Regions from separate parts of the Homo sapiens genome. Here region 2 is linked to region 1. A link is a loop called in an ENCODE intact Hi-C map of the cell type or tissue named here. Cell type or tissue: sigmoid colon. All regions are shown on one strand.

Evidence for each region. A loop is a pair of places that touch in the nucleus more often than their neighbours do. Peaks named below come from ENCODE experiments on the same cell type or tissue, not always from the same donor. Only the 100,000 strongest peaks of a DNase experiment are listed, where the experiment ranks them.
Region 2: it touches region 1 in a loop (5-fold over the local background); 6 of 110 quality-filtered maps call a loop at or near these places.

The regions. Positions count from the first base shown.
Region 1 is chr21:17,845,267-17,853,266 of GRCh38, forward strand. The region is part of intron 1 of LINC03147 (long intergenic non-protein coding RNA 3147); the gene reads right to left. All of the region lies in intron 2 of LOC124900465 (a long non-coding RNA gene), which reads left to right. Among named protein-coding and RNA genes, the nearest start is that of C21orf91, 30 kb to the left of the region's middle. In sigmoid colon, no CTCF peak of the experiment used is centred here; a DNase peak (open chromatin) is centred at 3,185; H3K27ac peaks cover 287 bases.
Region 2 is chr21:17,901,878-17,909,877 of GRCh38, forward strand. No RefSeq gene overlaps it. Among named protein-coding and RNA genes, the nearest start is that of LINC03147, 20 kb to the left of the region's middle. RefSeq lists an enhancer at 1,367-1,925. In sigmoid colon, no CTCF peak of the experiment used is centred here; no DNase peak of the experiment used is centred here.

The DNA.
Region 1 (8,000 bases):
TTTAATTTCAACTTAGAGTTGAAACATTTCAGCCAATAATTTGTTATTTTTTTAATGAAACCTGTTATAGTTCCACAAAAAGAACTCTCAATCCTCTTACAAATGGAGTAAACTCCTTTGTACCTATTGTAAGTGTAATTTTCATAGGCCTTAAAGTCATACATACAAACTAGGTAATATTTTATTTTTGGGTAATTGAACTTAGTTTCTATTATATGCCCTATTTCCCCTGATATTGTAATGCAAAATCTAGTCATTTCTAGATGGATTTAGCCTTTGTCATACTTTTGTCATGTCATCCTTTGTCTTGTAACTTCAAGTTTAAAATCATGTCATTTCTGGACTTTGCCTTTGCCTCCTGCTCTTCAGGGTGGTATTCCTGTTCCCTAGTTTATTCTAGACAGGATGGAGGTAGGGAGTCAGGGAAAAGGGACCTGTTCTTCCGTGGTCATGGTATTTGTCAGTCTTCCAGAAGGCCACCTCCTGAAATCTCTGCAACTGTGAGCGCCTCAGCTGCATAATGCCCACTTGCATTTGGGTTAAAAATTCTAGACCCTTGGGTCCTAAGCTGTCTCTTTCAAGTACCTTCTGAGCCCTGCTTGGGGAAGTGGGAGGTTTATTTGTCCACTTCTCACGGGTGACCTTAAGGTAGGATCAGAGCCGTCATCAGAGTCTCTTTGCCCCTCGATGTCACACCGAGCCACATCTAACTGTTGGCCCAATGTAACTGACCATTTTTGCTCTGATGCTGGGGTACTAAGTTGATGTGGTAGATCTAGAACACACTTTTTCCAACCTTCTCTCTCCTCAAACTATACACTAGGGAAGAGTAAGGTTTCAGTCTTCCCTCATGTGCATTTAACCCTTTTGCTGCTCCTCCATGAATTATTTTCATCCTATCAGGACGCTTTCACCTACTGGGCACCTAAACTTGCGTGGAGATGAAGGGTGTAACTTCTTTCTGTAAGTACTCTTCCAAAGTCTTTGCTGTTCTACAACATTGCTGTTTGAAGCTAAAAGCAAAAAACATGACATCCCTTTTATTCTGTTCTGCAGTAATTTTTCCTTTCCTGAGTTTGAAAATACCTTAGAATAAACAGGATGAAGGAAAGGTCTTTGGGAAACAAGAAAATTATCATAATTAAAAAAAACACATTTCAATTTTTTTGTCATGATATATGAACATACTCCTTCCTCTCCCTCCATCCCAGAACCAGTCAGATGCCAACATCTTCTTAATTTTATTTCATGCAGCTGGCTCTTCTCTTGCATTAGTGTGGCTAGCCCCTTCCACTCTCAACCTACTACATTTTGCAGTAGGTTGCTGGCTAGGCTCTGGCCTCACACTCTTATTTGCATCCTACACACTGAATATAGGTGAATCTTTCTAATAAATAGTACAAAAACCTTTAATGACATTATGTTGCCTCTGAGCTAGGTTGCATTTATATCCTGCATAATCTGACACCAACCTGTTTTATAAGAGTGACCTCTCATTTCATGAATCTCTAGTTTATTTATGTAGAAATAAACACTGAGGTCTTAATATGTTTCAGACACCATGCCAGGCACTGGGGAATGAATGAAAGATTTCAGTCACTCAGGTCGAAAGATTCTTGATGATAAGAACCAGTGAGGAACTGAGGAAACAATGGGAATCCTAATTACTTTGCTAGGTTTCATGCCTCTGTGCATTTTTCTAATATAACCAGGGCTGGGGAAGGCAGAAGTCAGAGAAAATTTCCCAGGGAAGATGAAGAGGAATTATTAAAATAGAGAAAGATAAGGAGTGTGTTCAGGCATGGTTCTCAGCAACAGTAAACAATGAAGGTATGAAATATTATAGTTTACATAATAGCATTTGTTTTTTGGTTTGATGACCCAGCATCTGAACATCCTTCCTGCATTGGATAATTCTCTATTTTATTAAAGGGAAACGATTTCCACTGTAGAAACCGAAGATACCAATGTGAAACTAGGGCATGAGCACACGACTTAGGTTCCATGAATTAGATGGAGACTCCCTAGACTTTGAATTGAGGGTAGTGATACCAAAAAAATCAAAACAAAACACAATCCATTCTGGTGAGCTTGGCAGCCGTGGTGGGAGGTACATGCCCTTTCCAGAGACCCTAGTAGTGGTGCCATGTTTGGTATCAGTAGGTCAGCCACGCAAGCTGCAGTTTCTGGGTCTAGCAGGAGGGGTGGTGGGGTTTCCAATGCACCAGTTCTGTGGTGTGATTTGAAAAATGATATTATTTAGATTTTGCTGCATAACTGATCATCCCATAACTAAGTGGTAAGTCGCAAAGACTCTCTTCTTGACTGAACTTTAGATAAGCTCTTCTGAGTTCTGTTTTTGACCATGCCCCAGTGTAGGCTTATAAAAACTGCAGACTCTCAGCATAAATGATTTTTGTCTATTTTCCATACTCCACTCCCACACTAAAATTTTTGAGCAAAAATTAATATAGTTTCTAGCAGCTCAAAGCTACATTCCTAGAATGACCCTAGCCCCTTAAACTGCTCACCTTGGAAAGCTCAAGACTGATCCAGTCCAAACCAGTAATAAACAGGCCCCTGAACCCTCCCCTCTTAGAGCAGTTGTAGTTTAGGAAGCTTGCAGTTGTAATTCCTTTCTCTTCCCCTTTGCGATGTAGATCTTCTACCACCCAAAATTAACATTCAGGGAAATAATTCCCCCTCTGGTGCCCAGCCCCGTGGCACCTTGCCTCTAATTTACACCACTGCCTTCTGCCATATAAATATAAGAAGTTTGCTTCTCCTTTAGATAAGCACCAATTAACAAGATCAGTTTCTGCTTAAGCCCCTGCTCATTCCCCCTTCCTTAGTCCCTCATTGTCCCTTTAACATGCCCAGTCACCTCTGCACAAATCAAAGTTCAGTTCATGTTGGAACCTCTTTCCCTTTGCAGTGATAATTACGGAATAAAGTTTATTCTTAGTGCTTTAACCAGTGTCTAACCAGTGTCTGGATTTATCTTTGACACAAGTCATCTCAGAACTTAGTAACTTATATTTAGCTTATTTATGATCTTGTGAAAACAGCAGTTTGAATTGGGTTTAACTGAACAGCTCTGGGCTCATTCATGTGTTTGGAGTTGGCTGCTGGTCGATGAGGCAGCTCTGTTTCTGTGGTTTGGCTGACTGTCAGCTGAGGCTATGGGGATGACTGGACCGCATGTCTCTATCACCGAACAGTCCAGCCCAGGGTTGTTCACATGACAGGTCAGCAGGGTTCCAAGAAGTAGAGCTCCTGTGAAGTCTACATTCAGAACTGATATAACCATCACTTCTGCCACATTCTTTTGGCCAAAGCAAGTCACAAGGCCAGCACCAAATCAAAGGGTAAAGAAACACCCTACCTCCTGATGGGAGGAACTTCAAAGTCACATTGTTAAGGGATGTGGATACAGGAAGAAAAATGATGGCAGGTATTTTGCAGACTATCTCTATACAATTGTACCCGCTGTGCAGCCTCCAAGCTTGATTCTTTGGGCCAGGTTTTGGAGCCTCCTTTAATCTTTAATGAAGTCTTTCTTACATCCGCCTAAATTGTTTCTGTGGCTTACAATTAAACATCTTGTTGAATATTCTGAGTCGCACATACATTCTCTCTCTCTCTTCACACCATGACTCTTTCCTATAATGTTTAGAGCAGCGCTGTCCAATAGATGTATACAAGCCTTAATATAACTTAAAAAATTTGGGTAGCCATATTTGAAAACATGAGAAGAAACAAGTGGAATTAATATTAATACTATATTTTATTTCACCCAATATATCCACAGTGTTATTTCAACTAATCAATCTACAAATTATTATATCATGAGATACTTTACTTTTTTTTATTCTAAGTTTTTGAAATCTCTTGTAAAGCTTACACTGTCAGCACCTCTCAATTTGAATTGGCTGCATTTCAAGTCCTCAGTGGCCTCTACAGGCTACCATATTTAGGACATTGTTTTTCCCCAGAGTGAGTCATTGCTTAGATCTGGATATCTGATTCACAAGTAAAGAATGACACTACTGAAGAGGCATAGGAAACGAAACCATCATATACTAACCATGAATTTTATACTGGACTCTTTTTTTTTTTTTGAGACAGAGTCTTGCTCTGTCGCCAGGCTGGAAGGCTGGAGTGCAGTGGCGCGACCTCAGCTCACTGCAACCTCTGCCTCCTGAGTTCAAGTGATTCTCCTGCCTCAGCCTCCCAAGTAGCTGGGACTACAGGCGTGCACCACCACGCCCAGCTAATTTTTGTATTTTTCTTAGAGATGGGGTTTGACCACGTTGGCCAAGATGGTCTCGATCTCTTGACCTCGTGATCCACCTGCCTTGGCCTCCCAAAGTGCTGGGATTACAGGCGTGAGCCACTACACCTGGCCACAGGGCGCTATTAAAAGCACTTTAACTAATATCTTAGTTTGGGTTCTACCCCTAGCAGAGCTTGAGACACGCATTTGGGTGAAAATAATTTATTTGAGGAATGATTCCAGGAAGCCAATTAAAGATATATTATTGAGCCAGTTATTGCTATGGAGAACTGGCTCAATTCCATGGACCCCTCAGGGAGCCATATAGAATGAATTTCAGAATTGTTCCTCTGAAGAACAGAAGACTGAGGCATTTATTTACTGACCCCCATTTCTCACTGGCTGAGGGTTGTGCCCATGGATGTTAGTGCCCCAACGTTTCTGGACTGTCCTATATAAGGCTGAGGAATCTTATAGCTTCAGAACGAGTCCTGAGGCAGAAAAGCTGAGCAATAAGGCAAACATCTGGCATAAGGTTTTTCCAGTATGTATGGGAATTGTCTGCCACCAGTTGGAACTGGAATCAGTGATGGGGCAGGCACATGGCAAAGCCTCTGCTATGCATACATTGTACAATTGTCTTCTTTTGTTCAGGCTGCTATAACAGAATCCCATAAATTGGGTGGTTTATAAACAACATGAATTCATTTTTTACAGTTCTAGAGGCTGGGAAGTCCAAGAGCAAGGCACCAGCATATTTGATATATGGTGAAGGTTCATTTCCTGGTTCATAGAATGGTACCTTCTTGCTGTTTTCTCACATGGTGGAAGGGAAGAACTCTGGTCTCTTCAGACCCTTAAAAGGGCATAATCCCCCTATGAGGGCTCCAACCTTATGACCTAATCACCTTCCAAAGGCCCCACATCCTAATGCCTTCACATTGGGAATTACTTTTTAACATATAAATTTGGGGGGAACCCAAACATATTTTTCAACAATACTTGTAAAACAGACATTATAATTTCCAATTTAAAGAGGAAACTGAGTATAATAAAAATTCCAATAGTATTCAAGATGATATACTCTTAAGTGACAGAGTGTGTTTCTTCACAAATATGACTTATTACAAGGTCCACAAAGAACATATTTTTTGGGATTTTTTTTTCCTTTTGGGGGAAATGTCCAGAGATTTTTTTTGGCTTGTGTATTTATTTATTATTTCAGAAATTTAGACAAATCTACAAAGTAGGCTTTGTTTGAGTTATCTTTAATCAGTTTTTTTTTGAAAGGGTACTGCCATAAAACAGGGTCTCATAAGAATGTGGTATATATATTTAAAAAAATACACATTTGCTATTGTGCTTGTTATATTTTCTGACCTTCAAAAAGAAATTTCCAATAAATTTTGTAAGCTCACTTATTTCCGTCATTCACTGCTGAATTTCTAGTGCGGAGCTCATTTTCAAGTCGATATTACGTACAGCAGATTCTCCCTAAATGAAAGGGACTGAACACACCACAGACTGGACAGCTCCCATTATCTGAAATAGCCATAAGCGGCTTTAATGCTGGAGATTTAGTTTAAAGGATTGTCCTCCTGGAAGACTGGCTGCAGTTGTTTGTGAGGCAGAACAAATTATAAAATGATTATGGCTTCAGAGATGTATGTTTCTAAATGATTGCTTCGCCAGTCCATAAAATGTCTGCTTTTAAAAAACAGGTGAAATCTGAGAGCCTTAAGAGATTGGATCTTTGGGATATTATTAAAAATGTCTTTATAGGGTCTGGATGCAACGCCACCGGAGTATATAACTTACCAAGAATGCTGACAGGAAGTCATCAGCATAAAGAAAGAAAAGCAAATTTAAAGATGAAAAAGAAAAGCCTTAAGAATGAACTTAGAATATAAACCTAAGCTAGAAAAACAGTTGGAAAAGTTCAGCCCAAACTGTTAACCATATTTTCCTCTGCAAAGTCTTTAGAATTGGGGATAGTCATGGGTGTTTGCTTCTGTATTTACTTGAATTTTTCAATACACAAACATGTATCGTGTACAATTTGTGCAATTAAAAATAATCTTAAAAGAAGATGCCAGCCAGGTGTGTGGCTCATGCCTGTAATCTCAGCATTTTGGGAGGCCAAGGTGGGCAGATCACTTGAGCTCAGGAGTTCAAGACCAGCCTGGGGCAACATGGTGAAACCCTGTCTCTACAAAAAATACAAAAATTAGCCAGGCATGGTGGTACACACCTGTAGTCCCAGCTACTTGGGAGGCCGAGGTAGGAGGATTGCTTGAGCCTGGGAGGCAGATGTTGCAGTGAGTCAAGATCATGCCACTGCACTCCAGCCTGGGTGACAAAGTGACACTCTGTCTTAATAAAAAAATAAGAAAATAAAAAAATAAATATAAAGAAAGAGCCATTAATAGACTGAGTTTTCAGTTTTATCATGTTATTTTGCCTCCAATCTAACTTACAAGTCTAATAACACATAGTAAGTATTCACTAGACATTCACTGAAGAGGGAATCCTCAGAATTTTTGATGTCATCAACAGTTTCATTTTGCAGTCAGGGATATATTTCAGCTTCTCAGTGTTTTCTAAAAATGTAAATTTTACTGTTAAATATGATTTTATGCCTGCCAGACTCCTTCTATGCAATGAAAGATACGGTGCCTTGTACTAACAGTCCCTTATCAGAAGCTTTCTAGAAATCACAATTATGAAAAGCTACCTGAAACAGAGAATAAATATTTGACCAGAGGAAACTAAGTTTTTAATATTTTGTTATCTCCCCTGATCTATTCATGTATTTAAAAATACTTGTTCTTATTATGAAAGTCATAATAAGACTTTTTTGGGGGTCTTGCTTGGCCTGTTTTATTGGAATTGCCTCTCTCTCCCCAATATTTGGCTGAAGTAATGGGGTTGGGTGGCCAGTGGCTGCCATATTTTGATTAGTTGACTTCCTACTCCTGTTTCCAGCTAATTGAACAAAACAGGGAATCTTGATCCAAGCTGAGCCAACTAGCTTGTCTCTTGTGGATTCTATCTAAGAAGAATAAAGATTCAGTCAGGCGATGGTGGTTTCTGGGAATATGGGCTAAGATAAGAGCAGCCATATTGGGGGCCATGCGTTGTTTGTCAAGCACAAGGACTCAAGGGAATGCAGATGCCCAGAAGGAAACATACACAGGAGACAACACACTCAGTGAGAGAAAAGATGAAGAGAATTGCCATGTTTTATTGCTTTCAGATTTAAATTTCTTGTGGGACCTGGCTCTACTACTTTCTCTTTAGTTATATGGGATGGTCCTGAATACTAATTGACTTAAGATAGGTTAATTTTGAGTTTTGCAAAAAAATTTAGAGAATATGGATATGGAAGAAAATAAAAACTGCCCATAAAAACATAGCCACCCATACATGTCTTTAGTGTGTTTTTATTCTATAGGAATGCTATAATATGCTTCTATGTAAAATTTCCTATCTTTTTAAAATAAAATTATGAACATGTTCATATTTTGTTAATTCCAATCTTGGTAAATCTCGCTCTTAGTTTATTAAGGTCTGTCTCTGTGTGGCTAAATGTGCCTGGGAAAAAATATTACCTTGCTGACTGGTTGAATTTTGAATTCATTGTTATTAATCACAAGTGGATGCCTGGCACCATACTGCAATTTCCTAGTCCTCCACTTGCCCATCGCCCAGAGACTATTTTCTT
Region 2 (8,000 bases), 57 kb after region 1:
GCTTTCAGCATTTAGAATCTCTTGCTACTCATTGCTTTCAGGATGCCACAGATTCTCTTTTGTCTGGAGAAATGTATGTGATAACCTGGCACTCACGCCTTGGTGTCTAGGTAGGTATATTAACCTACCAAGGATGTATGCATTTTAGAGACGTTATCTGGAAAGATCAATTCATGACTCAGAGCATGTTTTTCCAAGTGCGGCATTTCTAGGATACAGCATCTGGACAGGGAAAATGTTTCTGAGCAGTGGAGTAGTTAATTTTTTTTTGTTTTTTTTTTTTGTTTTTTTGTTTTGTTTTGTTTTGTTTTTTTTTTGAGGCGGAGTCTCGCTCTGTCTCCCAGGCTGGAGCGCAGTGGCGCGATCTCGGCTCACTGCAAGCTCCGCCTCCCGGGTTCACGCCATTCTCCTGCCTCAGCCTCCGGAGTAGCTGGGACTACAGGCGCCCGCCACCACGCCCGGCTAATTTTTTGTATTTTTAGTAGAGACGGGGTTTCACCGTGTCAGCCGGGATGGTCTCAATCTCCTGACCTCGTGATCCGCCCGCCTCGGCCTCCCAAAGTGCTGGGATTAAAGGCGTGAGCCACCGCGCCCAGCCTGGAGTGTTTAATTTTATGTGTCAACTTGTCTGGGCTGTAGTACTCAGTTACGTAACCAAACACCAATCCAGGTGTCACTGTGAAGGTATTTCGTAGATGCAATTAACATCTACGGTCGGTTGATTTTAAGTAAAAGATACTAACTTTCATAATGTGGGTGGGCCTCATCCCAACAGATGAAGTCCTTCAGAGCAAAAAACAGGTTTCACTGAAAAGAAAATCTGCCTGAAGACCATAGCATCCTCTCCTGACTGCATTTCCAGCCTGCTTGTCTGTCTCTACAAGTTTCAGACTTGCCAGCCCGCATAATTTCATGAGCCAATTCCTTAGAATAAATCTTTTAATGTACACACTCACACACACACATCCAAATGCTTCTATGTCTCTGGAGAATCCTGACTGATATATAAACAACTGCACAGGCAGGCAGTTGTTTTTGTATTCCTCGAATCATGCCTCACTGTGGTCATTACTAGCACAATGCTTTGAATATGAGAAGTGTTTAAATAATATATATTAAACGGATCAATGAGTAACTAACTGGAGATTAACCTAATATGAAAGTTAGTATTGAGGCTTTAAAGTAAAAAATAAATTTTAGCCTTGTGATCATATTTCTCCATAATATTGAAAGCCTTTATTGGGACTCGAATGGTTTCCTGTTTATCATCAAGTAATGATGGAGGTTTGCTCTTAATTCTGTATTGAGTAAATACATGTCCCATATAAAATTTTTTGCTGCCCTCTGGTGGATATAGTTCAATAAATAAACATTATACAATTATATATCAAATTCCATATATTAAGCAGTTTCTCATTTGTGTATGTTCCCAAAGTTGCTTTCTCAGTTTAGAAATTGGAATGCATTTTTCACATCAGAAGAGAGGTTAGTATCTCAGATCTGCTTGTAAATCCCTATTATAATAAATGGTACTTAAAATATGGCACAAAAAATAGTGTAGAGCCTAACAAGTAGGTAGTTGCAATGATTTCATGAGGAAATCCATTGAAAGTGATCACTTGGGAACACAGTTAGCCATCTTCCCTGCTGTGGCCTTGATTACTGAGGAAGGCGAAGTGGAATTTCCTGGATCCCATCCCTGGGGGTGCTTCTATGGCCTGCCATGGGGTGTGTGTATTGGGAGGTGGGGGTGGGAGGATGGTGAAGGACAGAATCGAAAGCTTTCCAGGAATGGGGTGAGGCTTGGGGGTGTAGTGAAAGGGAATGAGGCAGAGCATAGCCCGGAGGAACAGAAGTAGCTGAGTTCTAAAGAAATGAAAGATCTGGAAATAAAATACATATGGGACTGAAGGGACAAGAGTGACACTAAAGACAGGCAGAGAGGAGTGAAGAACAGTGGTAAAGAGTGTCCTGTGCCCGCTCACAAGAGCCAATTGTTAAATTTTCAAGAATTTTGTGAGCCACTTATTAAACACAGACATTATTAAAAACTAAGTCAAGGCCGGCCAAAGTGCCTCACACCTGTAATCCCAGAGCTTTGGAAGGCCAAAGTGGGATGATTGCCTGAGGTCAGGAGTTTGAGACCAGCCTGGACAACATAGTGAGGCCCCCGTCTCTACAAAAAATAAAACGAAAAATAAATTAGCTGGGCATGGTAGTGCACGCCTGCAGTCTCAGCTGCTTGGGAAGCTGAGGTGGGAGGATCACGTGAGCCCAGGAGTTCAGGCTGCAGTGAGCTATGATTGCACCACTACACTCCAGCCTGGGCAAAAGAGCAAGGCCCTGTCTCGAAAAAATTAGTCGTATAAACTTACAATGAAGTAAACTGTCTTTAAAACTAAACTAATATGTACTCAAGACTCACCGCTTCCTAAGTATTTTACTATTTAGTAAAGTCACCTTTTGAGATGATTTACGTTTTGCATTCATATGGTGGGAATATTCCACAATGATGTGTTGTCCAGCATCTCTCCCCAGCTCTGCATTCCGAGATATCAGTAACTTCTTGTTGGTTACAGTGTGAATACTTTTGCCAAGAAAACTGAAAAATGCTACAAATCAAATCAGCTCTCCTCTATCCCCAAGAGCTGAATGTTAAACAGTTGCCAGCATTCCACTGGGTAAGGACATCTCTTCAGTAACAAAAGAAGGTTTTCTTTCTTTTTTAAAAAATAGTTTCACTACCTGTGCTAGATTGGTGTTCTAGTTCATTTATTCATTAAATAAAAAATATTATTTTTTGATTCTCTACTTGTTAGGAGATAATTTTCCATGGGTTTCTTATGTTTCTGCATACCTTATAAGAAAGACACAGATTACCCTTTGTCCCAGAAAATCTTTTCAGTGATGTTCATACAGTGAATGGCCTTGGAAGCTAGGGATTGGGTCTCCCTTTGGAGCAAAGGGCAGACATGCTTGCTGCCCATTATAAAATTTTTGCATCCCCTAAACTCAGCATTCCTCTCCTGTATCACAACCCACTATGTATTCAGGTATCTTTCGGTTCTTTTGTGTCACCCTGTAGACTTGGGCCTCGAGATACTGTCCCCAAAATGCCAAAATCCTGGCTGTTGCTATTGTTGTGATTAATAAGCTGTTCTTCTTCTCTGACCCTGAGTCTCCTGTCTTCTACTGGCATCAATGAAACTGTAGCAGGCAAACTTATTGGCTTGTGAGTAGGGCAAAATTCAGTCCCTTCCCAGTTCTTTACAGTATTATGTGTCAGGCAGTGAGCAAGGAACTGAAATGCAGGGGTGAGTACGGCAAAAAGATCCTTGTGGAGCTCAATATGTCTTGTAGGATTATAAACAAAAAGCATTAAAAATAAATGATGAATATTTAAAATTTATATTAGGATAAGAATTAAGAAAGAGTAGAACAGTGGTGCGATAGAGTAATGGAGCTGTCTAGAGGGAAATCTGCATGAGTTGTTGGGGAAGGTCTCTCTGGTAGGTGGTTAAGCCAGGAGAAAGAAGTTACGGCTGAAGAGTGAAGAGAGGGAGTATGTAAAAATACCATAAAGGAGGCCAGCCAGGTGCGAAGGCTCTCGCCTGTAATCCCAGCACTTTGGGAGGCCAAAGGCAGGAGGATGGCTTGAGCCCAGGTGTTACAGACCAGCCTGGGTAACATAGTGAGACCCTCTCTCTACAAAAAAAAAAAGGAGTCATGAAGTAGCATTTTTTGGTTGATTAATAAAGGGGATTTTTTTTTATGGGAAAAGATATGTTTTCTTCCATTTTCCTCTTTTCATTAAGGTAAATACGTGGGAGGGGAGGTTTCCAGACAGTGTGATAGAAATGGCAGGAGATTGCACTTTTCCTGCATTGGAATCACATGAAATTCCAAATATTGTATAAAGACTTGTGATTTGAGGAAATCCCTGGAAATAACACTTGGGGGCTGAATAAGAGTAGTATTAGTACAGACGGTGGAAGGCAGCGAGGAGGACAGAAAACGTGGCTGTAGTGAGAGGAATGAAATGACTGTCTTTGTACCCTCCCTGAGCAGTGCTCCCAAGGTGAGAGCTGATGAACTGGGGATGGATTGCCTGGAGTTTTAATGTTTTCTGTCAACGTTAGGTAGCAAAATCCACGGAGTATGATTCCAACAAACAATTGAGAGTTAGAGTGAAGTGAAGCTACCTAAAGGACAGAGAAAAAGGGTTTGGAAACTCAGTTCCTGACTCTTGATTGCTCTATGACCTCTCTGATATCTTTATTAGGTATGGCACTTTCTTATAAGAGGTTGCTGTAACTACCCTACTGAAGATCTGAGATGGGAAAGCAAAGGCAGAACAGCAAACTATAAAAGTCCCCTTCTTACATCTTCCACCAATGTGGCGTTTGAATACTTCTGTGAATTTTTAGAAATATGGGTTAGAAGTTACACTCAAGGCAATTTAAAAGTAATATTTTTTACACTTCCTAGAAGTTACAGTCTAGTCAATTTACAAATAATATTTTTTAGGTCGGGTACGGTGGCTCATGCCCGTAATCCCAGCACTCTGGGAGGCCGAGGTGGGCAGATCACTTGAGTCAGGAGTTCGAGACCAGCCTGGCCAACACGGTGAAACCTTGTCTCTAGTAAAATACAAAAAAAAGAAAAAAAAAGAAAAAAAATACATATATGTATATATATTACTTGGGCGTGGTGGCAGGTGCCTGTAATCCCAGCTAATCCGGAGGCTGAGGCAGGAGAATTGCTTGAACCTGGGAGGGAGAGGTTGCAGTGAGCTGAGATTGTGCCACTGCACTCCAGCCTGGGTGACACAGCGAGACTCTGTCTCAAAAAAAAAAAATTTTTTTTTTATACTTCAATATCTTTATTGACATAAATGGATATTGTATAACGTCTGTTCTAGATGCAATCTGTAAGTTGGTTTTATTTGCTTTTTTCTTTTAGTACCAGGTATTAGATAACCTAAAGGTATGCACAAAGTTTTGTCCTTGGATAATAAAGTGCTGGCTGCTGGGTTTATCGGTTTTCACTGTAAAATGCCAAAAAAAAAAACAATCTAGAAAACATCCAAATTATTTTACTGTGAAATTTTGTTAAAATGAATATATTGCTGTAATCACATACCCTTACATTTTACCAAGCACTTAACGTAGTCCTATAAGAATGCCCAAAACTAGTTGTTGATATACTGGTTTTTTTTTTGCAGATGAAAAAGCAGGCTCAGAGTGGTGGCGTGAGCTGCTTCAAGTCACATAGTAACTAGCCAATGTCTTAAATGAGCCCTTGGAGCATCTACACGGTGTTCTGTGATCAAAGGCCTCAGGGAGTTTTTACAGATTTCCTTTCTGTTGCTTCCCTTTTTGTTTATGAGACTATCCTTGCTGCACGCCTCCGTTCTCAGTGTCAGTTTTTTTGCTGGCCCAGGCTTCTTCTATTCATAGCCAGAATGGAAGTCCCAGCACCAGTTCCTGCCCTGTGTGTAAAGCAGGGTCGTTTCTTGTCTGAATAAAATTTGCTGGTGGTTTTGCATATCTTAAAGTTTTGGAAAATGTATCCAAAGAGAATGCTCTTTTTTTTGAGATCGGGCCATCAGAAACACTGATCCCAGCATCATTTAATTTAACATCCTATTGGAGAGAAGAATAAAACACATCCATTCATATTCAAGGAAATCAGACCTAAATGTATCTACTTCTTAAAAAAATTCGAAGATATTGTCTTTAAAATAATAACCCGGCTGGGCACAGTGGCTCATGCCTCTGATCCCAGCACTTTGGGAGGTCGAGGTGGGCGGATCACGAGGTCAGGAGATCGAGCCCATCCTGGCTAACACCGTGAAATCCTGTCTCTACTAAAAGTACAAAAAATTAGCCGGGCGTGGTGGCGGGTGCCTGTAGTCCCAGCTACTCAGGAGGCTGAGGCAGGAGAATGGCGTGAACCCGGCAGGCGGAGCTTGCAGTGAGCCGAGATGGTGCCACTGCGCTCCAGCCTGGGCGACAGAGCAAGACTCCGTCTGAAAACAAACAAACAAAGAAACCAATAACCCTCAGGAATATTAAAAACCATCTCAACTTGCTGAGGAACCTAGAATAAGATATGTGTAGGGCTGAGAATATGAGCGATGAAAAAAAATTTCTTGACATAGTCAAATGGTGAAAACACTTATTTATTTATTTTTGCTCTATTTTTTATTTTTATTTTTATTATTATTATACTTTAAGCTTTAGGGTACATGTGCACAATGTGCAGGTTAGTTATATATGTATGCATGTGCCATGCTGGTGTGCTGCACCCATTAACTCATCATTTAGCATTAGGTATATCTCCTAATGCTATCCCTCCCCCCCCACCCGACTGCACAACAGTCCCCAGAGTGTGATGTTCCCCTTCCTGTGTCCATGTGTTCTCATTGTTCAGTTCCCACCTATGAGTGAGAACATGCGGTGTTTGGTTTTTTTGTCCTTGCGATAGTTTACTGAGAATGATGATTTCCAATTTCATCCATGTCCCTACAAAGGACATGAACTCATCATTTTTTATGGCTGCATAGGATTCCATGGTGTGTATGTGCCACATTTTCTTAATCCAGTCTGTCATTGTTGGACATTTGGGTTGGTTCCAAGTCTTTGCTATTGTGAATAGTGCTGCAGTAAACATACATGTGCGTGTGTCTTTATAGCAGCATGATTTATAATCCTTTGGGCACATACCCAGTAATGGGATGGCTGGGTCAAATGGTATTTCTAGTTCTAGATCCCTGAGGAATCGCCACACCTGCTTCCACAATGGTTGAACTAGTTTACAGTCCCACCAACAGTGTAAAAGTGTTCCTATTTCTCCACATCCTCTCCAGCACCTGTCGTTTCCTGATTTTTTAATGATTGCCATTCTAACTGGTGTGAGATGGTATCTCATTGTGGTTTTGATTTGCATTTCTCTGATGGCCAGTGATGATGAGCATTTTTTCATGTGTTTTTTGGCTGCATAAATGTCTTCTTTTGAGAAGTGTCTGTTCATATCCTTTGCCCACTTTTTGATGGGGTTGTTTGTTTTTTTCTTGTAAATTTGTTTGAGTTCATTGTAGATTCTGGATACTAGCCCTTTGTCAGATGAGCAGGTTGCGAAAATTTTCTCCCATTTTGTAGGTTGCCTGTTCACTCTGATGGTAGTTTCTTTTGCTGTGCAGAAGCTCTTTAGTTTAATTAGATCCCATTTGTCAATTTTGGCTTTTGTTCCCATTGCTTTTGTTGTTTTAGACATGAAGTCCTTGCCCATGCCTATGTCCTGAATGGTAATGCCTAGGTTTTCTTCTAGGGTTTTTATGGTTTTAGGTCTAACGTTTAAGTCTTTAATCCATCTTGAATTAATTTTTGTATAAGGTGTAAGGAAGGGATCCAGTTTCAGCTTTCTACATATGGCTAGCCAGTTTTCCCAGCACCATTTATTAAATAGGGAATCCTTTCCCCATTGCTTGTTTTTCTCAGGTTTGTCAAAGATCAGATAGGTGTAGATATGTGGCATTATTTCTGAGGGCTCTGTTCTGTTCCATTGATCTATATCTCTGTTATATATACCATGCTGTTTTGGTTACTGTAGCCTTGTATTTGAAGTCAGGTAGTGTGATGCCTCCAGCTTTGTTCTTTTGGCTTAGGATTGACTTGGCGACGTGGGCTCTTTTTTGGTTCCATATGAACTTTAAAGTAGTTTTTTCCAATTCTGTGAAGAAAGTCATTGGTAGCTTGATGAGGATGGCATTGAATCTATAAATTACCTTGGGCAGTATGGCCATTTTCACGATATTGATTCTTCCTACCCATGAGCATGGAATGTTCTTCCATTTGTTTGTATCCTCTTTTATTTCATTGAGCAGTGGTTTGTAGTTCTCCTTGAAGAGGTCCTTCACATCCCTTGTAAGTTGGATTCCTAGGTATTTTATTCTCTTTGAAGCAATTGTGAAGGGGAGTTCACTCATGATTTGGCTC